Linked DNA regions of Mus musculus: region 1 is linked to region 2. The links are chromatin loops, found by intact Hi-C in ENCODE. Cell type or tissue: left cerebral cortex. All regions are shown on one strand. Each heading gives the region's core, and the rest is flanking DNA. Links, peaks and the distances in the headings are about the cores only. Region 1 has its middle 22 kb from the start of Lurap1l. Region 2 has its middle 200 kb from the start of Lurap1l.

Evidence for each region. A loop is a pair of places that touch in the nucleus more often than their neighbours do. Peaks named below come from ENCODE experiments on the same cell type or tissue, not always from the same donor. Only the 100,000 strongest peaks of a DNase experiment are listed, where the experiment ranks them.
Region 1: a loop joins it to region 2, with 4 times the contacts of the local background. A loop is called at or near these places in 13 of 42 quality-filtered maps.

The regions. Positions count from the first base shown.
Region 1 is chr4:80,881,813-80,894,945 of GRCm38, reverse strand. No RefSeq gene overlaps it. Among named protein-coding and RNA genes, the nearest start is that of Lurap1l, 22 kb to the left of the region's middle. In left cerebral cortex, for the core only: no CTCF peak of the experiment used is centred there; a DNase peak (open chromatin) is centred at 8,065.
Region 2 is chr4:81,101,602-81,118,705 of GRCm38, reverse strand. No RefSeq gene overlaps it. Among named protein-coding and RNA genes, the nearest start is that of Lurap1l, 200 kb to the right of the region's middle. In left cerebral cortex, for the core only: a CTCF peak has its summit at 7,172 (motif pointing right); DNase peaks (open chromatin) are centred at 7,204 and 10,153.

The DNA.
Region 1 (13,133 bases), core at 4,544-12,543, 220 kb after region 2:
ATTTCTTTACTAACACACAAGCAAAAAGAAAGTGCCTTAGAGTACAGTCCGAATGGGGAAGACGTAGAAAGTTGACATTCAGGTAAAATTTTGAAAGAAATGCTTGTCACTACTTGAAGGTATAGGTGTGGACACATGTGTCTTCTTTCTTCCACTGAAAAGAGAAGGCAGAGGAGCCTATACTCTCCTTGCTTCCAGAATTTGGTCAGTGCTAGAAAAGAATGCCCAGTAGATGTTTATTGAATAATTTATACAGCATCATCAGAATTCAGTTACAGATGCTGGTAAAATAAATCATGCCATATAGCCTTGCTGGCTTTATGAGTGAGCACATGAGAAATTGACAATAACAGATTTTAAGGTCATTTCAACCATGAAGCTATTCTTGCTGTGGTTGTAACTGCTTTGTCTACTTGTTAAGTTGCAGAGACTTTACACATTTTAGTGGCTTCAACTGTAAGGAGGACTTATGTCATAGAAATGTAAAACAGCTTGTACAAAGTCACATAGAAACAAGCTATTTTTATCTGACTTTACAACTATTTCTCGTATGCCGACAAACCCTATATCACTGACAGTTATTATGGGTTAAATAACAAGTCGAATGCATATGCTTGCTTACATATTTCTCCTCCCAGATACCTGTAGGACCTTAAAAGATCAGGCTTTAATCCACATTACTGCTGTAGAAAAGTCGAAAAAGACCATTGGAAGGGGTTGGGTGAGGTGGAGGGAGACAGAGACAGTGGGCAAACACAGGAACTGATCTTGCAACTTCTCTCAGCTAGTAGATTAAAGCAATAAGATAATGTTTATAACCAAAGAAATTTGAAAAGAGGAAAGAGTTTAGTGTCTAGTTTGGTGAAGGCATGGGAGATAGCCGTATCTGCAAGATCCTCACAAGGAGAGGAAAAAAGAAGTCAAGCAAAGTGATCTTGGCACCTGTTTAGATGGCGCTCAATCAACACTCAAGTATTTTCTGCAAGAATTTCTTTGTTATAAAGCGATCATGAATGTGTCTCTGCCAATGCATAAGCAGGAGTGACAAGAATATTTTCTATCCATTCTAAAAAAATATAGTGGCTCACATGTTAAAAAACAATTATGAAAAAAAAATGGAAAATTTTGACTAAAGAGTATCAACATTTTTTTGCTGTTGTTCTGTTTTTCAACAATAGAAGCAAAAGAGAAAAGCCGTCCCTTTGGTTAGGTAAAGGACATCCTAAATCTCGGAGAAGAAAGTTTACTCTTTTCCCAAATTTACTTAGCTGTGGAATCCCTTTTTCATAAAAACGTCTGTAATGTTATTATTGTGTGTAAATTGCCTTTGGTGAAATACTTTTCTACCGTTTAAGTAAAAGCAAGCAATAGACATTTGTAATCAACTGCAATGGCTGGTGGGGACCCTGGCTTGACACTGTAGCTCAGGAACAAAACCCTTTCCAAACCCTTGTTATCAAGGAGGTGATTACTGCTGTACCAGTGGTGAGCGTTTTAATGTGCTCAGATTCAATGGACAAATTGAAGATGTATTTTAAGGAAACATGATAATTAGCTGTTGCCCACTTCTCTGAGTTTATAAATATTTACTTTACAGTGCCCTCCACACTTGCACAGGGATCTCCACCCTAATCCATGCACACCATCAAAGTCAAAATACTTTTGATCCTTAGCAGGAGGGATAACTTTAATTTTTCAGGGACCTTTGCCTCATCCTGGCCCCTTGGCTCTTGTGTGACCAAACCAGAACAAGCAAAAGTAGGGCTTGGTTTTGAAGATAAAGAACTAACCTGTCTTGGCAAGCTCATTTAAAAAATGTAAATGCTTTCCTAGGAGCATAAACAGTTGAGCTACATTTTCCAAAAGCCCCCACAGAGCTGAAGTGCAGGCAGAGTGCCAGGCTCTTCACTTTGATCTTTGGCTAATTTGATACGATTAAAGGGGAAAAGAATAAGGAAGGAAGCTGAGGGTATGGACCAGCTTGAAGTTGAAAGGCATGGCTAGAGCTTCCATAAAGGAACCAAAACACCTAAAACTGGTCAGGTTCCAGAGTTACAGAATCAGAAATGTGGGTGGGTGTGTAGGTAGAAAAGGTTACTTATAACATCAAGGGATCACCATGGAAGCTTATCAGGATCCCTCTCGTTTGTTTAGGAACACGTTTACAAACAAGTTCATCAGTAAAGAAAGCCAGGTCTAGTTTACCCATCTCATCTATGAGTGTCAAGTACTTAGGTGGTCTTCTAAACACAGAAGAAAGACCTACTGCCAAAAGCAGGCACAGTGTAACACACCTGTAATCTCATCAGGAGCCAAGTGGGAGGAGCAGCCATCCAAGGTGATGACCCTTGGCTACACAGTGTGTTTGAAGTCCACTGGGATACATTGGAATTTGTCTTGAAAGAAAAAGAAATAAAATGTCCCTATATATTAAAAAGATCATTTAAATTTCAGTCTGAAAAAAAAGGGGCATTTAACCCTTCTCCCGAAATGCTATTGGCTTTATGGAGTAATTTACTCAGCATTTTGAATCAATTTAAATGTGTTTATAGCCATTGAGTATGTCAACACTCTAGATGTAATGAGTTGGGTTTTGACGACTGTCTTAGGGCTTTAGTGCTGTGAACAGACATAAAGACCAAGGCAACCCTTATAAGGACAGCATTTAATTGGGGCTGGCTTACAGGTTCAGAGGTTCTGTCCATTGTCATCAAAGCAGAAACATGGAGCATCCAGGCAGGAATGGTGCCAAAGGAGCTGAGTTTGACATCTTCATCTGAAGGCTGTTAGCAGAATACTCCCAGGTAGTTAGGATAAGGGTCTTAAAGCCCACACCCACAGTGACACACCTACTCCAACAGGGCCACACCTTCTAATAGTGCCACTCAGAGCATATGCAAATTGTCACAATGACCCATTTACACTTAGGAGCTATGCTCTATCTCTGATGAGGAGGGTACTGTCTCGACACATCCATCAGGTGCTGTGTGTAGACTAATCCCTGCTACCTGAGACCCTACAAATGCACAGCCGAGTGAATCTGAGCATCTTCAGCTGTGTTGGGAACATGCCTTGACTAACTGCCATTACAATTTAGATGCCTGCAGTTCTAGAGATATAATCTTAAAAGCATAGAAAGTAATCAGAATCTTGTTATGAACTTAGCTTTCTCATCTCCTTACAGACTCATGTGTATGTGATGCCAGTGTGTATGTATGTGTATGTAAATGCCCATATGGGAACAGGCCAAGGAAGAGCGGTATTATTGTTATTATTACTACTACTACTACTATTATTATTATTATTATTATTATTATTATTATTATTGAGACAGGGTTTATCTGTGTAGTCCTGGCTGTCCTGGAACTCACTCTGTAGACCAGGCTGGCCTTGAACACAGAAATCTACCTACCTCTGCCTCCCAAGTGCTGGGGTTAAAGGCATGCGTCACCACTGCCTGGCGAGGAGTGGTATTCTTGAAAGAAAATTTGAGAGGCATTTTATGAAAATAATAGAGACAGTTATTTTGAAAGTATAGAACCTGAACATCTTCATATTTAAGATTAATACCCTTTAAAGACGAAGTCATCATTTATAGCACAACTTTATACTTATAAACTACTTTGGAATGATATTTTGTGTATCAGGATAAATGTGGCATTGTGGTTGAGGAGAAGAATGGAGCAGAGCCTAGTTCCGAGGTCCATGTCTTCTCTTGCACAATAACTGGGTAGGAAAGGAGGAAGCAGAGTCTGGAATGGGTGAGGTCTGCAGGATTGCTGTCTGACTGGGAGTGGAGAGAGAGAAAGCCATTTGGAGAATCTTATCATTACAGCGCAATCTTTGAGATGATCGTAGGTTATTCACATACCTTAATTCAATGTAGGCTTGTATTCATAGGTTTAATTAGGGTGACCTACGGCGCTATATATATGAACTTAGAGTGTGGGAAGGGGTTCTTCTTCCAGGTGAAGTTTCATTAGCTGAGGCTTAGTGTACTGAGGTCACCTCATTTGCATGGAAAGGCATTCCAGGAAGTTGTACTTTTAATTTCCTCAGGGATTACATGACATTCCTCAAGTAGTGTGGGTTGGGCTTCCCAGATCAGGAGAAGAGGAAGCCCTGCTAAGAAAAGGGAGTCCTCCATTTTGTATGTGAGCACAGGAAAACTGTTGAGACATGGTAGATGACAGCCTTAGTATCGAGGTGCAACACGAAGTAAGCACATGTGTCCCTCTGAATAGAACCCAAACCCTCATGAATTCATAGAGCCTCTGTATGAGCACTTAAAGATCATAGTAGTTGCATTAAGAAAGGGGGAAAAGCCAGGCGGGTTTTATTTCCAGCACTTGTGAGGCAGTAGCAAGAGAATCTCTGTTGAGTTCAAGGACAGCCTGGTCTATGCAACAAATTCCACGACAGCTAGAACTACACAATGAGACCTCTCAAAAACAAACAAACAAGCATAATTAATAGTAGCAAAATTTTAAAAAGAGTAAACAAAACCACAGATGACCCCATACTGAGACTTAGACTACAATGAAGCCTAAGTATGTGTCTGTAGCCAGATAAAAAGTGGTTAACACCAAAGATGGGAAGGGGATTTGGTAGTAAAGGTGCTTCCTGCCAAGCCAGAAGTCCTGAGTTTGATTCTGCAGCCCTTGATGGTAAAAGGAGAGAACAAGAGCTATAATATAGGCAGGAGTGTGTGTCCTTGCACACACGTACATAGGAATGGACATGGAGGTGTACACACACATGCATTAATTACATAGATAAATGCAATTAAAAAATAATTGCCCTCTTTATTGTATAAAATGTGATAGAATGAACCCCTGGAACAGGAAGACCTGGGAAAACCCTTGTATTTTCTGTTTTGTTTTCATTTGTAGTCTCCTTCTATTCTTTCCATTTTTTCTTTTTTCTCTTTTCTTTTTCTTTTTCTTTTCTTTTCTTTTCTTTTCTTTTTTTTGAGCCCATCCCTATTCTGATGACTTGAAGCCTTTGATCCAGGCAAGGTGACGATGGTGTAAACTCCAGACTCACACACTGCTCTATAAGTGGGCATTCTTCTGACCAGGTCTTTCAGAGAACCAGTTCAACCAAGTCTATTTTGGTGCCAGTTTTAATGGGGCTCAATAGACATTTGTGCATTTCATGACCACTGAAGGAGAGAAAGTGGGGGGATGATCTCTGCCACTCCTTTTTTTTTTCCCTCTTTTAACCTTAGTGGTTAACTTGGTTATAAGAAATGCTCAATATAAGCTAATGCTGTGACTTTCTAAGTCCAGGACCAGAAGAAGGATCCTGAAAGCCGGTAAATCCTTGGAGAAACTAAGAGGATCAACATGGCAATGCGATTGTACAAAATGTGCATAAACCCTTGGCTCACCCCCAGTCAGGATTGGATCTAATGATCAAGAGCATGGGTCAGAGCTTTTTTCTTTTTTTAAGATTTATTTATTTTATTTTGTGTATATGAGTATACGGTAGCTGTACAGATGGTTGTGAGCCTTCGTGTGGCTGTGGGAAATTGAATTTAGGACTTCTGCTCGCTCTGGTCAACCCCGATTGCTCAGTCCCTTCTTGCTCCAGCCTAAAGATTTATTTATTATTATGAATAAGTACACAGTAGCTGTCTTCAGATGCACCAGAAGAGGGTGTCAGATCTCATTATGGGTGATTGTGAGCCACCATGTAATTGATGGTATTTGAACTCAGGACCTTCGGAAAAGCAGTTAGTGCTCTTACCGTCTGTGCCAACTCACCATCCTGGGTCAGAGTTTTGGACAACAGATCCATAATTTGTAGTCAAATGTTAACACCCTGACGACATTGAGCAATAGAAGACATTAGATATTGAAACCCATAGGTAGAAGATATTGGAAGAGTCTAACCAGGTTCATAAAAGAACAAATCAACTTTCACCAGAGTAAGATTTAAGGTTGTACAAGTTAAAAGGAAAAGTCCAAAGGAATCTGTACGTTCAAATGGCAATCAAAAGAAGTTGAACGAGAATCATTCACATTCCAGTAGGACTCAGATCAAGAAACCTCATCCAGAAATGTGGGAGTTGGGTGGGGAATAAAAGAGGAGACTCGCATAAGAATGAACAGATAAGTTCACCAAGAGAACCTGGCAGTTCTAAATGTATATAATTTTAACAGCATAAGGTCAAAAGACATGAAAACTGGCAGAATTAGACAGCAGCAACAACAACAAAAAAAGGCAAATCTACAACTGCAGCCACAAAAGTCTTCACTATGTGCTTCTTAGTAATTGATGGAGCCAGATAACACAGAAAGAGCCAGGTGTGATAGAGCACATCTTTAATTCCAGCACTCAGGAAGCAGAAACATGTGGATCCCTGTGAATTTGAGGACAGCCTGGTCTACAGAGCAAACTCCAGGTCAGCCAGAGGTATGTAGAAAGACTTCAGGGGTATAGCCACTGGTAAGTTGTCCAATAGCTTGGGGAAATAAGCCCAGACCCATATATATACATATCCTTAATGAAACTCGATTGGCTATTTAAAGTAAATTCATGAAACTAGGAGCCAAACATGTTGAGAAGGACGTCAGAAGGAGGGGACATCAGAGACATGCTTTGTGTGAGTGTATGTGTGTTTGTGTGTGTGAGTGTGTGTGTGTGTGTGTGTGTGTGTGTGAGAGAGAGAGAGAGAGAGAGAATGTGATAAATATTTGTTATATATACTTAATATATATGTATAACTATATTAAATAGCCAAAGAATAATTAAAAGTTATTAAAAATAATAAATGCAGGTGGAACTACTATGTGATATTTTCAGGAAGTCAGAATATAGCTTGCCTTGCCTCTTTTCCCTTTTCCTCCCTGACTGGGCATACTCCTGTTTTGTACAAGCCTGCTTGACAGTGTTAGGGGTATAAGGTAATGTGTTGGTAAACACATGAGTAGTCTACTGATCCTATTGTTATCATTGTGATTTTCTGTATCTATTACTGCAAAATAACCCAGCCTGTCCTTAGTGATACCACAACAGCACAAATAACAAATAACAAGATTAGGAGCCTATCTCCTCAGTAGAGAGTCTCATGGAATCTCAAATAGTCTTCTTGGAAAGTAGTAGGCTTTACTTACCCAATGGACTTCTTGAGAGAATATCCTTTAAGTGTTGTCTTACAATTGTTATCCCGATTTCCATATACAAAGACATTTAGAATAAGCACAAGTTGAAGTTATCCATGTTTATTACTCCTTTAAGAGAATTGCTTTCTCTATTCTATAATATTTGGAAGATGATTAAACTTCCAAAGCTAAGTCACCAAGCTCTGAGTTCTTAGCATAAATATAGGTATAAATATGATGAAACAGACATAGAATTTAAACTGTCTCATGGTCCAGCAAGCTAGATTGCCAAATGGACAAAAGTGTTTGCCACTCTATGAACCTGGCAATCTTGGTTTGATCCTCAGAGCCTACGTAAAAGTGGAGAGAAACAACAACCACAAAATTGTCCCCTCACCACCACATGTACACGGTGGCATGCATCTACCCCTCCTGTTGCTCATGCCTAAAATTAAAAACATAATAAAAGTTTAGAAACTTCCTCAGAAAACTCCAATTATTTCATACAGCAGAGCTATCATAAAAGTTGTCTTAATGTGCCAGAGTGCAAAGAAAGATGAATAGACTGATCTTAACAGAGGCCCAGGTAAGGAGAAAGGAGGCACAGAAGAAACATAAGGATAACTGAGAGGCTGAGGAGACTGAGAAGAGACAGAAGGATAACAATGAGAAATGAGCAAAATGCCTAGGGAGTGCCTGAAGGGGGCACTTCCCACTGGTGGGGTGAAAGAAAAGTTTCCTTTGATAACAGTAGAACCCCTCAGGCTTCGAGATACAGGCTGTATGGGAAAATATGATAGTGAGTCCAAGTGAGAAAGGTGAATGAAACATGGAATTCACGGGAAACACTTTCTCAGAGTTGGTGAGACAATTTGCCTGCTGGGGAACTGAGCCACTGAAGCAACATTGAGAGAGCACTGTGAGAACCAAGCCCAATCATTTCCCACATCTCTGAATCATCAGAGTGGGCAGAGGAGCCTCAGTACCCAGTACATAAACAACCTTTGTGTGTGAGGGTGAGGACAGCCTGGGCCAGACTCAACTGCTCTGCTGTGACTCGCATTGCCGAAGATGAGGCAGGTGTTACCTTAGTTAAAATTTTTTTTCTTGAAAACAAACATGTAGTTATGCAAAAACAAGAGCATTATTAAGTTGCATAACTCCGGGTACATAACTGGGAAAGAGGTTGTTTCCTGGGGAAGAAAAATTTTTCACATTTCACAAATGGTGCTGAAGGGCTGGACATTCATCTTGACAAAGAAAATTAAAAGAACTTTGACCATTGCTGTATTCCAAACAGGAACCGTGCACTCACGTATAATTCGACAGCTAAAAATATGTATAGATTTTGGGGGTGAGGTGGAGCAGAGGGCTCATGTTGATTTGTAAACACAGACAGCAACAACCTTTTAAAAGTTAAGCAAAACACATAAGAGAGTGTTTAATACTTGCATTCACGTGGATGAAATCCAGAATTTAGAAAAACAGAAGAGTGGTTTCCTGTGGGAAGGTAGACAGTGAACTGCGCAGTGTGAGGAGTAGTTCTTGGATGGTGGTGATGATTTTTCTTTGACAGGGGTTTGGCTTCCACCGGGACACACATTTTTTTTTTTTAATGCAGTAAATGAACACTGAAGAATTTCGCATTTTGTGTGCTTAACTTTACCAGAAATCAGAAATATTAGTTCTATTCAACATTACAGATGCCTAAGAATCTGGTAGGCAATGGGCTGATGCCCATAACTACTTTGAAGCACAAACAGTGCGCTAAATTCATGGATGAATGGAGGAGTGGCTAAATTAATTAGCACAAACTACATTTGCTATGATGTCAACTTGAGTGTGAGACATAGAAAATACTGTAGTTTTTTTTTTTTCAATGTTGGTCTACATTGAAATTTTACATAATCAAAATGGGGAAATTTTTATTCCTGATATTTTCTCAGCATATCCTTTAAAGTGTAAACTAATTGTTTAGCCTAACACTTCTTAGGCAGACAGCCCTGGAGTTAAAACCACCCACTTCCCCTCCCTCCCATTAGAGCTAAATGAAGTCACAGGGTGGGTCCATGCTGTCATAGCTAGTTAATAAGGGGTCTCCTGACACTCCCTATTCCAGCACACTGCCATTCCCACGGGTTAGGTCTGATGATAAGTCACCACAGCACATGTCCCTACCAGAAAGGAGAGTTGTAAGCAGGACAAGAATTATTATGGATAGACAGTTAACATTGAAGGTTCTAACTGTGGGGAGAAGAAGCTTCCATGAACTATCCAAGCTAATAGAAACCTTCCAGGTACTTTAGAACAACCTCACAGTCAGCTAAATTCTCCCCTTAGCTGCTAGTGCTATTTGCACATTGGTCTGTGTATGTATGGCCCCAGTCATATTTGCACAGAGGACTTCTTAGGAAGCTAAGAAATATAATCACCATATTTCCCCATCCCTCTTATTTCCTCATAAGCAATGTCTTAGACCTCAGTAATAATATCAGCTGCCCAGTTAGACGATCCTGAAATCTAAGGGTAATTTCTGATTGCTCCATTTCCCGAAGCAGTCACCTCTCATCAAAGCTTATTAATTCTGGATGTTCTCTCACACAATCCTCTTTTCTTCCTAACATTGTCCTCCGTGCCTACAGTCATCATCTTTGCCTTGAATTACAGCCCGAGTCTCTTTGCTGGCCTTTGATATATTCTCTTTCCTATTTCCTTCCTGTTCCTTGTATAAAGAGAAAATCATTTTTCTCAAAATGTATTCATACTTTGTAGTTTGCTTGAAATCTTTCATTAGTTTCTCCTTGTCTTTGTCCTAATCTCCTCTGTGTAAATTCTAAGACAGCCCGACAGTCCTAGTTTATCTCTAGATATTTCACCCCACCTATGCATCTCTGCAAAGAACATGTAACTGTCGAGTTTTACACACCCCCATCCTCTCAGGAATGGTCTTCCTGCAGCTGGTCTACCTAATTCTTTCAGTTTTGGGAGTTGTTTCAATATAAACTATCACATGTCCACATGTCCAGAAGACTTCCCTTTTTAACTTGCTCTCCATGTTTTGTTTTTTTTTTTTTCTTCTTCCTTGGATGAACAGAGGTGGGTTTTCCTTGTTGGATCCTCCAGTTTATTTCTTTAGGATCTATATTGCTTCAAGAATGTTTTGTATATGTATAATGGTCCCCTGAGAGGCTCTGCTCAGCCACTGATTGAAAGAAATGTAAAGACCCACAGCCAAGAGAGCTGTGGACTCCCTGGGAAGAGTTGGGGGAAGGGTTGAAGGCCCCAAAAGGGGTAGGAACTCCGTAGAAAGACCAAGAGAGTCAACTAACCTGGACCCTTGGGGGCTCTCAGAATTGAGCCACCAACCCAAGAACATACTACCGCCCACCCCTGGCATATGTAGCAGATGTGCAGCTCAGTCTCCATGTGGGTCCCCCCAACAACAGAGGAGCAGGGGCTGTCCCTAAAGTTGTTGCTTATCTGTAGAATCCATTCCCCAACTGTGCTGCCTTGTCTGGCCTCAGTGAGAGAGGCTGTAACAGACCCTGCAAAGACTTGATGCTCCAGGCTGGGTGGGAATACCCATCCCAGGGGGCCCCACCCCCTCAGAGGAGAAGGGGGGATGGGTAGGAACTCTGTGAGTGGGAGAACAGGAGTCAGGATTAAAATTTTAAAAAAAGCTATTAATGGAGGGGGAAAAAGAAAAAACCAGGATGTTTTGTGTAAACTAAAACTTACTTTCATAGGTAATCGTTTCTATTTCATTTTCATACAGCCTCTCTTTAAAGAGTATGTGGTTGCTACTATGATTTAAAACATTTGATGTAATTTCTAAATTTCTGGTAGAGTTTTATATTCCTTTTCTTATAGAAGATTTTGTAGAAGATTGTAAGAATAAAATAGTCTTGTGTGATATTTTTAATGTTTTGTTTAACAAGAAACCTTATATCCAGGCTGGAGAGATGGCTTAGAGGTTAAGAGCACTGGTTGCTCTTCCAGAGGTCCTGAGTTCAATACCCAGCAATCAGATGGTGGCTCATAACCATATGTAATAGGATCCAATGCCCTCTTCTGGTGTGTCTGAAGATAGCTACAGTGTACTCATATGCATAAAATAAATAAATCTTTAAAAAGAAAGAAAGAAAGAACAATAGAAAGAAACGAAGAAAGAAGCCTTATATCTATAAGGAAAAATAAATCCAAAACATTGTTCCACAACCATGACAGATAAGTGAAAAATAAATGAATTGACTCATAATATATTTCATTTTTGGATGAAATTCAATAGGTTTTTGTCCATTTTTGTTTTGTTATTTATATTTAGATCAAGAGTGTTAGAAATGAAAAGAATCTCTGACATAAGCTCCACCCAGACACAACTGCATCAGATATGGAGCATGAGCATGTGGGGCACCGTACCTTACTGAGAAATTATCTGCAATTGATAGCTCCTGTGGAAGGAGAATTGTTCTTTTTTAAATATATGGCCTCTGGTAGCTTTCCCTTTCTCTACTGGTGCCTACACAGCCAAGTACAAATGGGTAGTACTGCTTAGGATATTATGGGATGTTGATAAAAAGAAATATGAAGTTAGGAAGGGTCATGCTTCAGAGGATGGTGTGGGGGAATATTATCATGTTTCACTGCATACATCTATACAATTCTCTGGCTCAGTGGGTTCAGCCAGAGAGCACTGAATGCTCCTCAGTGGTTCCTCGTTCAATTCCCTGCAACCACATAGATTCTCACAACTACCTATAATTCAATACAAGGGTCTTATACGCGTTCTCACGCCCGGCCAGGAAAGAACACAACAAACCAGAATCTTCTGCGGCAAAACTTTATTGCTTACATCTTCAGGAGCCAGGAGCGCAAACCCCCAGCCCCAAAAGCGAAAGCCACCCCAATAACGAAACCGAAACCCCTTCCCTATTTAGGAGAGTTATATTTCGCCTAGGACGCATCACTCCCTGATTGGCTGCAGCCCATGGCCGAGCTGACGTTCACGGGAAAGGCAGAGTACAAGTAGTCGTAAAATACCCTTGGCACATGCGCAGATTATTTGTTTACCACTTAGAACACAGGATGTCAGCGCCATCTTGTGACGGCAAATGTGGGGGCGGCTCCCAACACAAGGGGACCCGAGGCCCCCATCTGACACCAGTCAGACGTAGGATGCTCTTATAAATATGCAGACAAAACTCTCACACATAAAAATACTTTTTAAAAAATTAAAAATTTATAATTTGAAATTTTTTTGAAATGGTTTGGCTTCATAGTTTTATTTCATGGAAAGGGAATAGGGAGTTAGAGCTTTAAAATGTTCATGGGTCACATAAGTAGCACTGTCCTGTCCTGGGTGTCAACATTTCTTCCAGCTTCCTGCTCCACCATTTCAACATGGAGTTAGATATTCCCTTTAGATGACTAAGACCTGGCTTCCAAATGGCTGACCAAGGAGTGGTTGTTAGTACACTCGTGCTCTTCAAACTCACCCCTGCCCTCCTTCAGTCTATAATTCATTGAGTCCAGAACCCATTCTTTATTGGTAGTTAAAGAAATATGTAACAATCCATGTAGTAGCATGAAAATGGCTATATAACATAAACCATTGTTAAACAGAGGTAGTATACCTCCAGATATGTAATCAGGAAGTTGTGCTGAGGGCTATAAAACTTGTGCAGAAACACACACTGCCACCAAGCCCTTTTGTCACAGTAATCTTGGACATTCCTGAGGCAGCATAAAACTGGAGCCCTGAGGCCAGTGGCAACTAACTGAAGACTTGACTTGTAATAAAATTGGGTTCCTAAGTGTTCCTATAGGACATTATGGAACATACTAGGTTTATCAACATATATAAGGAGTGGGTCTTTAATGTTTTATAGATTTCTATTACAACATCAAACTAAAGTCAATTTTCAACCGATGGTAAGAATCTTAAAGACCAAATGAACCTGTATTCAGTCTATTAGGTCTAAATCTAATTTCATAAAATATGGGTTTCTAAATCAGCAGAAAAAT
Region 2 (17,104 bases), core at 3,771-11,770:
TGTCCCCACTGGCTTAAGTATTTGAACACTTGGTTTCTAGTTGGTGGCACCAACTGAGAAGGTTGTATAACCTTTAGGAGATAGAGCCTTTCTGGATGGAGTGTATCATTGTGGAAAGCTTTAAAGGTTTATAGTTTTGTCTTGTTTCTTGTTGTCTCTTCTTCCTCTCTTCATTTTTCCCTTCCTTCCTCTGTCTCCTTCCTCTACCAGCATTTTGCTCCTGCTACTATGAGAAGATTTTTGGCTATGAGGGATTCTATCTCTCTGGAGCCATAAGCTAAAATAAAGCCTTATTCCTAAAGATGCTTTTGTTTGGAATATTTTATCATAGCGATAGAAAAGTCACTAAGACACCAAAGTTGTATGGACCATTGCTTTGCTACCAACTTTCACTTACTGTTTTTTTAATTTGTTTGTTATATTTATTAATATTTTATCATAACTTGGCAATAAGAACCACTTTTCATAAAAATAATCCATAAGCAGATTCACAGAGAAGATAACTGATTTTTGACAAAAAGTGCAAAAGCAGCCCAGGGCTAAAACCATTTTCTCGACAAAGAGTGTGGGGACAAGTTATTAATTTAAAATTGTACTACTATACTTGTGTATATGTGTGACATTTGTGGGTGTGGTTGTGAGCATGTGACGTGCTGCTTGTGGAAGTCAGAGGACATCTTTGGGAGTCTGCTTTCTCCTTTCACCATGGGTTCTGGGATTAAACTAAGGATGTCAGGTCTACATGACAAGCGTTTTTGACCACTGAGCCACCTCACAGGTAGTTGCTGAGACACTTTTAATAGCAGATACTCACAGGTACTTGCTTAGACACTTAATAGCAGATAAACATTGGTTATTACCATTGTCACAAGAAAAGTTATGTGCCTGCTACAGTAAGCTAAATGAAAGGCCAGCCTGATCAAGTCCTGGTGAGGAACTAGAGTAACTGAAACTGCTCATGCTACTGACGGGAATGGAAACAGTAAAAACTGGCACTAGTAAATAACTGAGTAGTTCCTGGTAAAGTTGCTGATATACCATAGCATAGCCCATTGTTTCCACTGCTAGGACACAGGCTTATGCAGACTTCCATGCTACCTAACTGTCTTACTTATGATAGCTGCACATTGGAATTAACCCAGTCCATCATGGATGCATAACGAATTGTAGCATTTCCATACAGTGAAACATTTTGAGCAATAACATAAGTTAACTATTTATAAATATATATTGTCAAGGTTATGTAGAGTAGCTGAACTTACAGACTGAATCATTTTTGTCTTCTCTCATATATATGAATGCAAAGGCTAAGAATCCAGAAGCTATAAAGTTCACAGACTGGATATCTTAGGACCTAAGTAGAGACTGGAATTCTGAAGAATAAGAAGACTCTAATACCAGTGAAGGAATGGACTTGCGGACAAAGTGAGAATAAAAAGGCAAAGAGCAAAGCTTCTTCTTCCATGTCCTTATATTGGCTCTCAGAAGAAGGAGTGACCCAGATTAAAGGTGTGTCTTCCCACCTCAAGATCTGGATTAAAGGCACATGTCTTCCTAACTCAAACCTCCAGAGTATGAATGGTTCTTCCTATTTCAAATTAAGGGAAAAAAAAGTTCCTCTCATGTGTGTCCTCCATTTCTGGGTTTAAGTTCCAGAGGTAGTCAAATTGGCAGTCAAGAATATCAAACAAAACAAGTTACATGAATAATGCTCAAAATAATTTTGTTAAATGAAATTAAGCAAAGTCAAATTTGGCTATTGTAAGAATCAAATGAGAAAAAGTAAACTTTCAGAAGAGACGTGAGCAACATGTCAGTCACCATTCCTTCTGCATTTTCATCCTTCCTGGCAGCTTTGAAATGGCTCATGACAAGTGTCTGAAAAAGGATGAAACTTTATTTCTCTGCAACACTGAGTTTGTCTGCCCCCCACACACCCCAAGAATGAACAAACTCATCTGCAGAATGCTGAGATAACTCAGGAGCACACCAAGCCTGGTAAACAGCAGCTGCTTTATTCTGGAAACTAGAAAGAGCAAATGGTCCTGCCACTTCCTGGTGGTTTCTGCGCGTTATGTGCCCCGTGAGCATCTTCCCACAGAGACTGCTAACGTTCTGTTCTTCCTGATGCCACTTTCTACAACATCATCTGTCAGACCAGTGAGCAACTGACATATTGTATCAAATCATTCACGGGATTCTTGGCAGTATGAAATATTTCAATTCTGTCAACGCTGAAGAGTCCTCCCTCCGTGAAGTATATGGCCTGGAAGGGACAGTTATGAAGACAATCTTTACATGTTGAAATGTGAAATCTTTTAAGAGATGCCCAGGTTCAGCTGAGCCATGTATTAGGATGGGTCAATTGCTGAGACTCTTTATGCTCATTTCCCACACATCTGTCCTGCTCCGTGGTTTCACTCAGTTCTCTGTTCAACACTGCCTTCTAAAGTGACTTCTTCTATAGATAGGTGGATAGTGGCTACCAGTCATTCTCTATTATCAAAGTCCTTTGTCCCATATGATTTCAGAACATTGTTTAATGTTTTATTATTCCCCTTCACTGAAAAGTCATGTGTGTTGGTGGGGCAGGGATTGATCATAGTCAAATCTCCAGGGCATAGAACATCTGTAAATATAACTGGTATGTCAAATTTTGTTGAATAATGGAGTTGGAATGAACTATGAATTTTAGCATTTAGCTCCATCGTGTATGGTACATATTGAATGCTATCTCCAATTACATTTTAAGTGAAAAATCTGCGCCCATGAATCTTTGTAAGTAAGCTGTTTCAAGCCGAACTGATGCCAGCTTCTGTTGTCATTGATGAAGTTTACCTTTCAGTTCGAGCTATTGCTTATTATCTCTCACTGAGTAGGACTGTTGGGGTCACTACAGGGCTAAACGGGAGATACCGAAGAACATGATGTCTATATCCTGGTGCCTGGGTAGTACTGGATTCTCCACTTTTTTTTTTTTAAAGAGATGGTTTCTCTTTACTCTTATTTCACTCTTTACTATAAACAGGTCAAATTACATTTGAAATTAAAATGTTTAAAATCATGTTAAGAAGTTGACATTAATGTATATATACCATATGTGTCTCTTGTGTGAATACGTACAGAAGGCTAGCTGGAGTCAGTTTGGGCACAAAGACCCTGTCACATCCAGTCATGAGACTGTGTCTAGAAGTCTGTGCTTCACAGATGAGATTTAATACTAACTTACTGCACATCCCCCCAACACACACACACACACAAAATCAGAGGAAAGACAAAGTAGAGAAGCACTCTGAACATAATATTGAAACATGAAGTATTTTGTTACAGACCAGTTGGTAGAAATCAAAATGAGTAGTTAATAGGCAATAGCAGAAATAATGGGGGTTTGAGACCTTTAGGACCACAATGCCGATAATCATATCTGCAGTCATGAATGCAAAAAGAGGTGAGAGATAAGTGAGTGGATGGTTGTTCTTGGTTTTGTAATGGATAGATTTTGAAAAGATAAACCCCATAAAAACAAACACGTACAGATACAAATATATTTTCATGCTTATGAAAGCACTTTAATTCATCTATAAGTATAACAGGTATATATTAATAAAAATAATAATACCAAGCTACGAATTTTGTGAGCTATAATAATGACTGACTTATAAGAAATTCTCACATGAATTAATTCAATGAACATGGTGGTAATAACCAATCACTTTGTGAATGGATTTAAAACTGGCTCCAGAAAATGAAACCTCATTCTATAATCAATCCAAGCATCTATGGCTAGCCAGGTCTCACTCATGTCCTAGAGAGAACCTACTACTACCATGCTGCTAAATAATCATAGTGTTTAACCAACTCCTAATGACTTATCATTATACATAGATCAATGTATCTGCTAACCCTCACTGAGAAACTTCTATTTGTAGTAGATAGTGATTAGTAGAGACAACCACTGGCAAAGGTGAAGAGACCAAGAGACAGCAGTATTTTTAGCCCTAAAGGTAACATAGACACCACAACCCTACTCCCAAGGATTACTGCAGAAAGAGGGACAGAAAGGCTGTATGAGCCAGAGATGGATGACCGCAAGGAAAAGAGTATCTTCTGGGCACAGCTGGGCAGCTACACATATGCACTCAGGAATTTTAACAGCATGCACGAAACCTGTGCAAACCCAGATCAAGTCCCAGTGTGAAAAATGGAGTTCTCCATTCCTCTCACTCCTAGCCATGGAGTGTTGGTAATGATTAGCTCCTGAGAAAGGGAGAGACTGTTTTCCCTAAGTGTTCAAACTAACACACTGCAGTGTGGGTTGGGCGGGGGAAGCCATAATTTTTTGGCAGCACAAATTGGTCTTGAATACTTAAAAGAAAAACAAAAAACAGGACACAAATTTGGGTGAGTAGTTAGGGAAAGGGGTGGATTTCAGAAGAGTTGAGGGAAGAAGGCCTGAATATAATCAAAATGGTGTCAAAGAACTAATAGGAATTAATATTGGAAAAAATGTACATGTGCAAAATTGAAATATCAAATATAACCAGCCAGAAGTACCAATTGACAGAATTTTACCAGGCAAACTCCCATACCCCTCCACACACCACTGTGTGTGCACAGCCTGCATATTTGTGTATGTGTAAGTTCAATATTATAAGTATATTTGATATATTTTAACTCTGATAATACATGTTTTGAAAATATTACTAAAATAAAATTTGTGGATTTTTACTTCACTACTCCCTGTGTTTTGGATTATAATTTTAAAAGGAAAACTTTTAAAAATGTTATTTTTAAATTGTTCTTTTCTTCAGTCTCTTGCTAATGAGTTGCTAAGAGTTGCTAATCCAACTCTTGGTAATGCTTACAATGCCAACTACTTGGAGACAGCGTGATATCGGGATAAAGGTGTCATCAGACCTATTTCCCCCACTCCTAGCCATGGAGTTGCTGGCAATTATTAGCCAATCTTTACTCAAAGTTGGGAGATCAAGAGAATGAGCACTTCCTGAAGAAGGTTCACTGGGGTTCCTACCAGCACCAGAGATGGGAAGGGACAATTACATTCTTCAAAGAGAATTGCATTGCCATGGCTCAAAGTGCCAATGAGATTTCATAGGTTTCCTGAGAAGAACAAAGCTTATGTGTTATCATCCCAGTTTGCCGCTGCTGTCATTAACACCATGACCAAATAAAAACTTGGGTAAGACAGAGTGTATTTCATCTAACAATCCCTACGTCATAGTCCATCATTGAGGGAAGTCAGAGCAGAAACACAGTATAGGAATCTGGAGGCCAAAACTGGACCAAAATCAGAGACCATGATGGAACACCACTTACTGCCTTGTTCCCCATGGCTTGCTCATCTTGCTTTCTTATATAACTTAGGACCACTTGATAAGGGATAGCACCATGCACAGTAGGCTAGTCTCTTCCACATCAACCATCATGAAGAAAATGCTCACAGTTATACCAACAGGCTAATCTGACGGAGGCGGTTCCTCCAAGGAGGCACCTCCTTTCCAGCTGATACTAGTTTGCATCAAGCTGACAACAAGTACCCAGCATGGCTGCACTTTGTCGGCACACTGACACGCATCAGCACATACATGCAGAAGCACCAATATCCCAAAATTCCTCTGGATACAGAAAGTTGAAATGAGACTTCTTCTTCTGTTGTCTTGTGTAAAGATCTCATACCATAGTACAAACTGACCTCAAGCTTGAGGCAATGCCCCTGCCTTAGCTTTCTAAGTGCTGAGAGCAGATGCATGAATTACTAAACTTCTCTGAGATGAAACTTACACATATGCATTCAGGTAGTATTACCAAAGTTAGAATGCTCTAAAGGTTAATAGGCAATTTTAATTTAGGACTTTTATGCCTGGCATTTTGGTCTAGGACTGCTTTGTCCTATTTGATAACTGTTAGCTACCCAGGGCTACTAAAGATGTGTTAAGTATATTATTTTATATTTTGGGTGTTGAATGGATACTTGTATCTATGTATTTATACATATGTGCTATGTTTGTGGAAACCAGAGGGCAGGATTGATTCCTCTGAAACTGTAGTGCAGACAGTTGTGAGCAGCCATGTGAGTGCCGGAACCTGAACCTGGGCCCTCTACAGAGTATCCAGTGCACTTAACCATAACATAAATGCAGAGGACCTAGCTCAGACCCATGCAGACTCTGTGATTGTCACTTCAGTGTTTGTGAATCCCTATGAGCCTTGCTTAGTTAATTCTGAGGGCTGTGTTCTGCTGATGTCCTTGACCCCTTTGGCTTCTAGAATCCTTCCTCCCTCTCTTCTGCAGGGTTCTCCCTGACTCTGCCTAGTATTTGGCTGTGATTCTAGGCATCTGCTCCCATCAGTTGCTGATGAAGCCTCTCTATTGATGATTGGCCTAGGCACACATCTGTGAATATAGCAAGATATCATTAGGAATCATTCCATTTACTTTGATTTTTTTTCTTTCAGTCATGTTAGTTTTATCCTAGATCTCTGCCTGTTGAGCCTGAGGTACCTGGCCATCCAGGGACTGTTAGGCATGGACACTCTCTTGTCATGTGAACATCAAGTTAGACTAGTCATTTCTGGTTGGTCATTCCCACAAGTTCTATGCTACCAAGGTAATATTATTCCTATGCCATCATTTCATTTTTCATGGAACACAATGCTCATATTCTTTTTATCCCTGATCTAAGTGCTATAGATGCGTTATCTTATTGAACAAGTTATAGATTTGGACAGTCTATAAAAAATTGTCAGAATAAATATACAACTCAATAGAATAAAAATTTTCAAAATCATTGAAGCTATTGAACATATTTAATATATTGATCAATAACTGTGATGTAATTAAAAATGAAAGTAGTAGCTAAGAGAATAGAAGATAATTATTAGGTAAAATACAAGGAGGAAAGATGTGTCCTAACAGAAGGGTTAAAAAGTCAAGTTCTCTTTTTACAGAAATACTCTGAAAAACAGTTTTCTGGAGTGTTCACCAGGGACAAATGTCACATAAAATAGCCTACTCATGTCATTATGGAATAGAACACAGGGATGAGAGGTGATGATTACAGAGTGCCCTCTTCAATCAGAAGTTGGATAAAAAAAAACCACAGATCAGGTACGAATTCCATGTCATTTGAAAAAGAGAACCAGGTAATGCAAGAATTCCAGAGGAGGGCAGCAAAGCTAAGACAGTGGGAATGACTCAGGCTGAAGGAACAGAGAAACCCGTTCAACAAAGTGCTTTTCAGATCCTTTCTGGCCTGGAGGACTCCCCTGTTGTGATTTGCTTTGCTAGAATAAGAATATGTGGAATCACACCCAATTACCAGATTCTCTTGGTATTTATTTCCATTTGAAATGTGCATCGTAAGGCACAGGGATGTGGCATTTGACTTCAAGAAGTGATGCTCGGCTTCAATTGCTTATACCTGGACAATATAAATTAAAGTAGACTAACAGTTGCATCCATGATTGTATTGTTTCTCCTTGTTTGTATTTTCATAAGGGAATGATATGAAGTTATGGCTGGCAAGCTAAAATGTGTGCTTATTGGAATATACTCATTGGTCGGCATGATTGGGATGTTTATACTAATAAATACAAAAGGTTTAAGAATAATTGGGCTTTTAAAAATATGTAATCTATGTTCTAATTTGTTACAAGAGACTGGTTGGAGTTGGGAGCAAAAGTGATGGCAAAGAGAAAGGGGTGTCAGGCCTGTGGGACCATGCTACCAGACAGGAAGAAGAACTGGTAAGGCTGAGCAAGCTCAAACATGGAGAATCTCAGAGATTTGAGAATGGCAGGAATAGAGCCACTTCCTATCTCTGTACTTGCTCCAGAACACACAACCAGGAGACACAACTGAGAGAACCATGGGCAGTCAGTCACTTAGCATAGCACCTGGAATTCTTCTTCATGCTAATGAGGCATCTAGGTAGCCCTAGCCTTCAGCCAATGGCCTTCGATTCCTGGATATTCTCATTCCTTTCCCCCAAGATGTATAGAATCCCTGGTTACCCTGAGTAAAGTGTGTGCTCCAACATCCACCCCAAATAAAGCAATATGAACAAGCAAGGGTCATCTCAGAGAGCTACTTCATTAAAGATCACCACAGGAAGCCCTTTGTCGAAAAGAGCCAGGCCTATGACTCCCAAAAGTAGCTTTGCTCTTCTCCCACCTCTCCTGGTACTGGTCACTCTCTTCCAATCAGACTGGATCCCTGCTTGTCTCCGGCTCTGCCTCCTCCTTCCTGACTGGTGTGCACATGCCCTAAGGAGAAGTATAGATCTAAATCTCTGTTCCTGACTCCCTCTCTAGGCAGTACACCAGGGATGTACTGCCTAAGGGAAACACGGGTTGTCTACTTTCTCTTCTGGTCTCTGCTCTGCCTTCTTCCCATCAGCGGAATCTGGGCAGAGAGGCAGAACACAGTATAACAAATGGGGGCGGGATGGGGGGGGCACATTTAACTTAGTTCTCAATTTAACCATTAAGTCCTATTAGTTTGAGTGACGGCATGCTTTCTTTAGAGTTAACTCATGAAACTAATTTTAGTTAAAAGGCTGTTTCCCTCTACCTACAATTTCTAACGGGAAGATTCCTTGAGTAGTCAATGTGCACTTTTTAAATATTATGTTTGTGCGTTGCTATCAAACTAAAAGTGCTATGTATAGAACTATAAAAACAGTGGGTGGCATAAAACCTGAATGTCTTAACATGCTATAAGCTCATCAGTGTCTATACATTTTTACAGTGGCTATACATTTGTCATTGTATATTTACTTTTTTGATTAACTGAAAATTCAGTCAAAAATCTACTCTTTCAAATGAAATTTGTAAAATAGGAGGAAATATTTTAAAAAGACAACAGAGAATATACTGAGAATGTCTTTTTTTTAAAAATATTTTTATTACATATTTTCCTCAATTACATTTCCAATGCTATCCCAAAAGTCCCCCATACCCTCCCCTCCCACTTCCCTACCCACCCATTCCCATTTTTTTGGCCCTGGCATTCCCCTGTACTAGGGCATATACAGTTTGGGTGTCCAATGGGCCTCTCTTTCCAGTGATGGCCGACTAGGCCAGCTTTTGATAAATATGCAGCTAGAGTCAAGAGCTCCGGGGTATTGGTTAGTTCATAATGTTGTTCCACCTATAGGGTTGCAGATCCCTTTAGCTCCTTGGGTACTTTCTCTAGCTCCTCCATTGTGGGCCCTGTGATCCATCCAATAGCTGACTGTGAGCATCCACTTCTGTGTTTGCTAGGCCCCGGCATAGTCTCACAAGAGACAGCTACATCTGGGTCCTTTCAACAAAATCTTGCTAGTGTATGTAATGGTGTCAGCGTTTGGAAGCTGATTATGGGGTGGATCCCTGGATATGGCAGTCTCTACATGGTCCATCTTTCGTCTCAGCTCCAAACTTTGTCTCTGTAACTCCTTCCATGGGTGTTTTGTTCCCAATTCTAAGGAGGGGCATAGTGTCCACACTTCAGTCTTCATTCTTCTTGAGTTTCATGTGTTTAGCAAATTGTATCTTATATCTTGGGTATCCTAGGTTTGGGGCTAATATCCACTTATCAGTGAGTACATATTGTGTGAGTTCCTTTGTGAATGTGTTACCTCGCTCAGGATGATGCCCTCCAGGTCCATCCATTTGGCTAGGAATTTCATAAATTCATTCTTTTTAATAGCTGAGTAGTACTCCATTGTGTAGATGTACCACATTTTCTGTATCCATTCCTCTGTTGAGGGGCATCTGGGTTCTTTCCAGCTTCTGGCTATTATAATTAAGGCTGCTATGAACATAGTGGAGCATGTGTCCTTCTTACCGGTTGGGACATCTTCTGGATATATGCCCAGGAGAGATATTGCTGGATCCTCCGGTAGTACTATGTCCAATTTTCTGAGGAACCGCCAGACTGATTTCCAAAGTGGTTGTACAAGCCTGCAATCTCACCAACAATGGAGGAGTGTTCCTCTTTCTCCACATCCTTGCCTACTACTGAGAATCTCTTATTGTGGATTCTGATCTCACCAGGCATGTAGTTTATCCTTGAACTCCAAATTCATTTTCCAGAGTTTTATTTTTGTCTTGCTCACTGGTGTAAGCTGCCCACGACTTACTGTATTTGGGGCTCTTCCCAGGTCCTCTGTGTCTTCTCCAGCCGTTTCTTTCAACCTAAACTAGCCTCGCACCTCCTTTTGAAATGCTGCCTGTTTTTAAGATCTAGAATGGCTATGTGGCATTCTCCTTTTACTATGTGACTCAGTCTAAAAATTCAAATTTTTCTGAAAATTTGAATTGATCTGCATATCCATTCATCGCTGTGCTCCTAGAACATGGATATGGCTATTGCATCAGGGTGTCTAGTTTGAAGATTTTTAAAGTTTCAGTAGAAACTGATATACTTTACATATATTTCATCAATGTGCCTAATAGGATTTTCATCAAAAGTCTCAAACACTTTAGGAATTATCTTATATTTTAGTGGGTGGTTTGAGGATCTATTTTTTGACTTTCCATGTGCCTAGTGAGTGAAGAAAGGTTTGAACCAGAGCAGCCATGGCAATAACAATGTGACGTGTCTGTGTCAGAAGAATATGAGATCGGGTTTGAGCCTTGTTTTTCTCAAGTGTAAATTGGAAACATGCAACCTGTATGTTAGGTCATAAAGCAGGCCCAGAAAATGACAGAGTTGATGGCAATGACTAGACCCCCTCCTGGAGCTGGGTTTTGCTAGGCTGAAACCTCACCTGAGCTAGATTTTGCTAGGAAACAGAAACTTAAAGTATTTCTCAAAAGCCCATAACAGCTGGCTGCACACTGCTAACTGCCACTGTCAGCACCTCATCGGTCTGAAGAAGTCCCAAAGCCAGCCACCTGGCTGATTCAGCTTTTGTGCAGCCTCTCCCAGCTACACACTCTTATAAAACCTATCCAGTTTTTGTAACAGCTGCCTTCCTCTATGTTTGGAGGTGGCCCTCCAGTTTTTGATAAGCTATTTCTTCTCTCCATGGGCAGTGGCCACATCCAGCGATTTCTTACTTGCTGTGCCTCTGTACACTGCACAGCTATTGTGAAGACCAGAAACAAGTTATAAGAAGTACTGTGCCGAGGTTAATTATGTAAGAATAATATGCTAGTCATAACAAATGTGCCTGTTGAGAATGAAAAATTTTTATTATACATTTAAATTTAAATATATTTTGATCATATTCTTCAGGAAAATAAAATTATCAAACACATCTTCAAAGGATACCATCTACAAAGGTGTTACATTATTTGGGGATTAAACTACTCTTATGTGATCTGTAAGCTATAGCTTATTTTACAGGTTGATGAAACAAACAGATGATTAAGACAATGTAACAGATTAAAACTCAGTGGGAAATATCAAAGCAAAGTCTCTTAACTAAGAGAGTGCTTTGTGGCAGATGCTGTTTAAGGATCTATACATGTACAAGTGTGTTAAGATAGACAAGCTTGTTCTTGTTGGCTGTTACAATGGTCGCCACATTAATTGGTAGAAAATGCAAGGCAGATTCAAAGTCACAAGGCTGGCTAAGTTAAAATTTTGTTGTGCATAATTCAATGCTTTCAATGATTCAATGATCTTTATGAATTTGGAAATCGTGTAGTATAAATAGTATTTATCAATTATTAGCGTTCAGAGCCAATTTACAGTACGGTTCAGTTACTGAGAGAGAAGCAATTTTTGTATATGGAAGCCAAGTTTTAATTTCTCCATAGCTTATTGACAGTGAGGGCCATGCTTTGAATACAGAGGGAAATTTAGCTAAAATAAAAATTTAAGCCTAGTTTCCTTTAAAATACCAAATAGTGGAAGTACTGGGGTCTTGGTATAGCCCAGAAGTCCTTAATTAGGGAATCTCTGGGCCACATTCAATTTTATATATTTCTTTATTAAGATATTTTACTTGTCTCAAAAAACAACAACAACAACAAAAAAGATATTTTACTGGTCTCACAAAAAATTCCTTTAAAAAAAAACAACTATTTTTATAATCAAATAATCTTACCAGAATTACAGTTCACTCTATACTATTTTGATGCCTCCAAAGAAGTTAGTTTATAATTTGTATAATTGTTATCATTATGTTAAGATGTTATAATTGCTATAAGAGGTTTCTGTTTATAGGAATTAAATGAAGTCTATAATGTAGGTGACATTATTTGCATTTATTGAAAGGACAAATAGAAAGACATAGTAAAGTCTCAGCTTACATACTATAGAGTTCTTCATTATGGAAAAAGAGATTATTTTATGACTTTTTGTGGATAAATGTGAACAAATGTTTATTCATCCCAGATAATACACAGGCATCAGACTGAAATTACTGGTGTTACATACAAAATCATAATTGGGAGGCTACTTTGAGGAATATGAATAAGAGGTTACCCACAGGAGCATGAGTGCCCAATCGTAGCTGTCATAGAAAAGCTCAGTCTAGCCTGATGACTGGCAAAACTGGAATCCTTGGAGCTCCCCACCAGGAAACCCCACCAGTGTCTCCTCTTCCCAGCAACAGTCACTGTTTATGAAGCCTTGTGGATGAGCCTTGTATGCCTTGTAACTTTCAGGACTTTCCTGAGCCTTGTAACTTTATCTCTTCCTAGGCCTTGTATGTATGTTTCCTTTACTTCCTAAGTTTGGAGAGGCTGCCCTCCTCTAAGAAGAAATGTTTCAATTTGAACAAAAGATCTACACAACAGAGCCAACAGCATGCTTATGTTTTTTTTTTAATAAAATTTTTCACTATGAAGATATATGTAATGGCATATGCCTTTTAAATAAAAATAGCATTCAATTTTAAATGTACAGATTTGAAAAATTGTATTGGATTTGTTGGGAGCTTAGAACTCTCGAGTGCTGTTGAGAGTATCTTTTGAGCAAGAAAGGCTAGGTCTGAAAGATCATGGTGAAGTCACAGCTTGATAGTGACCAGGAACATGAATATAAAAAGTTGAGCTGTGTCTTGCTCAGCACAGCAACTGCAGAAAACTGAACCTTTCTTTCATAATTTAAAGGAAGGCCACCAAAGAAGTCTCAGCATCTGAAAATCAAAAAAGAAACCCTTTCCTCTGAGTGAAGCCAGCTCCTGGTTTTCATCTGCTAGAGGTACATTAATAGTAATAAGGGAAAAAATATCCTGGTTTTGTGCATATCATTGGGAATGTCCTAAAGTCTTCATATCTTCTTTGCTAACAACATGTTTATCTTCACACTGTAACAGCTTAGGATGCTCTAACATGTAATAAGGACACATGCTTCACTATGTTCATAGCAGCCTTATTTATAATAGCCAGAAGCTATAAAGGACACAAATGTCTCTCAACAGAGGAATGGTTACAGAAAATGTGGTACATTTACACAATGGGGTACTGTGGGGAATAGCAGGCTGGGCTCCAGTCGAGCTGAGGTCTGAACCCCGATGGTCATAATTCACCGACATGACACGGTAGGCATTCCCTCATGATCCTGGAACTCTGGCCCCTGCCTAAGGTACCACCTCCCACAGTCCCCACAAGAGAAGCATGGTCAGTAGTCTCCTAAGCAATGGCCCAAGCTTCTGACCTTCAGACTAAACTTTTCCCCAGTAACCTAGCAACAGTAAAGTCCATAAAAAGGTCTGTTCAGCCCCACCTTGCTCTCTTACTCTCTTTTTTCCCCTTTTTTAAAAATTAGGTATTTTCTTCATTTACATTTCCAATGCTATCCCAAAAGTCCCCCATACCCACCCCTACTCCCCTACCCATCCACTCCCACTTCTTGGCCCTGGCGTTCCCCTGTACTAGAGAGGCCCATTGGTCTTGCTCTCTTACTCTTACTCCTTTGTCCCTTTAACTCTCACTTCTCTCTCCTCTCTCCTTTTCTCTCTTCTCTTCTCTTCTCTTCTCTTCTCTTCTCTTCTCTTCTCTTCTCTTCTCTTCTCTTCTCTCCTCTTCCCCCCTCTCTCCCCCTTCTCTCTTTCCCCTGCATTTCTATAATAAAGCTCTTAAACCATAGGAGAGTCTCTGCTCCATCAAGACCTGCTGCACACTCTGGTCAGTGTTGGAAACTTCTTCCCCTATTCCCTCTCTCCTACAACCCCAGGGCTTTAGCAAGGTAGCTCCAGGATCCCCAGTCAGCCCCCCCCCCCCACCCCTGGGCAGAGTGAAAAAGCAGCTCTGCCTGCATCTGCCTGCCCAGAGCATAGGAACTCTGGCCAGAAGTTAGGAGCCTTTTCCTCCCCACTTTCCCTGCCCCCCCATTTTTGTTCCCAACAGGGTAGTGCCCTGCTATTAAAAATAATGAATTAATGAAAATTTTAGGCATATGAATGGAACTAGAAAATATCATACTGAGTGAGGTAACCCAATCACAAATGAACACACATTGTATGCACTCACTGATTAGCCCAGAAGCTCGGAATACCCATGATACAATTCACAGACCACATGAAGCTCAAGAAGAAGGAAGACCAACATGTGAATACTTTGGTTCTTCTTAGAAGAGGGAAAATACCCATGGGAGGAGTTGCAGAGACAAAGTGTGGAACAGAGACTGAGCAAAGGGCCATCCAGAGACTGCCCCACCTAGGGATCCATCCCATATTCAGTCACTAAACCCAGACACTATTGTGGATGCCAATAAGTGCTTGCTGACAGAAGCCTGATGTAGCTGTCTCCTGAGAGGCTCTGCCAATGCCTGACAAATACAGAGGTGGATGCTTATGCCAACCATTGGACTAAGCATAGGATTCCCAATGGAGGAGCTAGAGAAAGGACCCAAGGAGCTGAAGGGGTTTACAGTCCCATAAGAGGAACAACTATTTGAACCAACCAGTATCCCCAGAGCTCCCAGTGACTAAACCACCAACCAAAGAGTACACATGGAGAGACCCATAGCTCCAGCTGCATGTGTAGCAGAGGATGGCCTTTTGGGACATAAGTGAGAGGAGAGGCCCTTGGTCCTGTGAAGGCTAGATGCCCCAGTGTAGGGGAATGCCAGGACAGGGAAGCAGAAGTGGGTGGGTTGGTGAGCAGGTGGAGGGGGGGATGGGATAGAGGATTTTCGGAGGGGAAACCAGGAAGGGGGATAACATTTGAAATGTAAATAAGGAAAATATCTAATAAAAAAAAAAAGAAAAGAAAGTCTGGAAGCTTCTGTTGTCCCTGAGCTCTCTAAAGAAACAAAGCTTCATTTACCATTGTCACTAGAATTTTGTATGTCTGTATCCACTGCTTAAGATCATGTATCCATTGCTTAAGATCCTGCTGCCTTCAGTCAAAAATTAACCTTTTTCCAAAAAAGGTGCTGAACCATGAGAGCTCTGGCCACAGATCACCATCATCATCTTGTGTCCCATTTGGGACACCATAAATAGTTCTTGTATAATTTGTAAATGTGTGCTGAGGCAGGCTCAGTGTGTCTTATAGAGCTCCTCTGAAATCTGGACCCAATTTTCAACTCTTGAAATGCAGCAAAATGTCTGCCCAGATTTGACTAGTGTGTTTTCCTTCTCACTATGGCTAGGCACAGATTTGGTCTTATAACGTAGTCATTCCATAGGGCTTGGCTACGGATAAAGAGGTAAAGGATTTATATCAAGGTCCTGTACACTGGTGTGATGAGTGCTGCTGAGAAGCCATCAAGTTCTCAGCCTAGCTTTGTAAGATATGACTTAGAAGATGAATTTATGGACTGGTTGACTGGCTCTGAGTGTGAGGTGGCTTGTATATTTTTGGCCCAGGGAGTGGCACTATTAGGAGGTATGGCCTTGTTGGAGTAGGTGTAGTCTTGTTGGAGAAAGAGTGTCATTATAGGGGTAGGCTTTGAGATCTTCCTCTTAGCTACCTGGAAGCCAGTCTTCTGTTTGCCTTCTAAACAAGATGGAGAACTCCCAGCTCCTCTGGTGCTATGCCTGGACGCTGCCATATTTTACACCATGATGATAAATGGACTGAACCTCAGAACCAGTAAGCCAGTCCCAATTAAATGTTGTCCCCTTTATAAGAGTTGCCTTGGTAATAGTGTCTATTCACAACCCTAAGTCAGAGTGACTTATTATTTTTTTTCCAGCAGAAATTTGTAGCTATCTAGACACAGGCAGCACACTGGATTCATGTCTGAACCGAGGACATTTACATATAAGATACAGCTTCTCATTACTTCCTCATCCACATGGTAAACACTAAAGAGCAAGATTTTATTGGGGAGAGGGTAAGGTGTGTGTTCAAATATATGTAATAGCCTTAACTCAATAATTCAGTAATTCAGTAACTCAATAATTTAAGACAACCGAAATTACTACATGTAAGGTGGTCTTGCCTTTCTTGTAAGATAAAGTATATGAGAACCACCTCTCTTTGCTCTTCTCTCTTTTTGTGAGGTCTGAGCACTAAGGAACTATCAGCATAATTGTTAAGGTGGAATTAGCATGCTGTAAAAGGGGCCTAGCAAAAACAGAAGTGGATGCTCACAATCAGCTATTGGATGGATCACAGGGCCCCCAATGGAGGAGCTGGAGGAAGTACCCAGGGAGCTGGGGGGATCTGTAACCCTATAGGTGGAACAACAATATGAACTAACCAGTACCCCCCCCCCCCCCCAGAGCTCGTGTCTCTAGCTGCATATGTATCAGAAGATGGCCTGGTTGGTCATCAGTGGAAAGAGGCCCATTGTTCGTGCAGACTTTATATGCCTCAGTACAGGGGAATGCCAGGGCCAAGAGGTGGGAGTGGGTGGGTGGGGGAGTGGGTGTGAGAGGGTGTGGGGACTTTTGGGATAGCATTGGAAATGTAAATGAAATAAATACCCAATAATAATAAAAAAGGAAAAAAAAAGAAAAATAAAACAGAAAACCAAAAAAAAAACAAAAAAACAAAAAAACAAAAAACTAACATACAAATTTTTATGTAGATGACCATGACAAATTTTGTAGGTCCTATTTATGCTCAGAATGGTAACTCTAACATATCTTAATTTTTGGACACTTTCAGACAAACTACAGCTACAACGTACTTAAAGCCTACAACCAAAAACCCCCATATGAAACATCTTACAGAAAAATGTCATAAT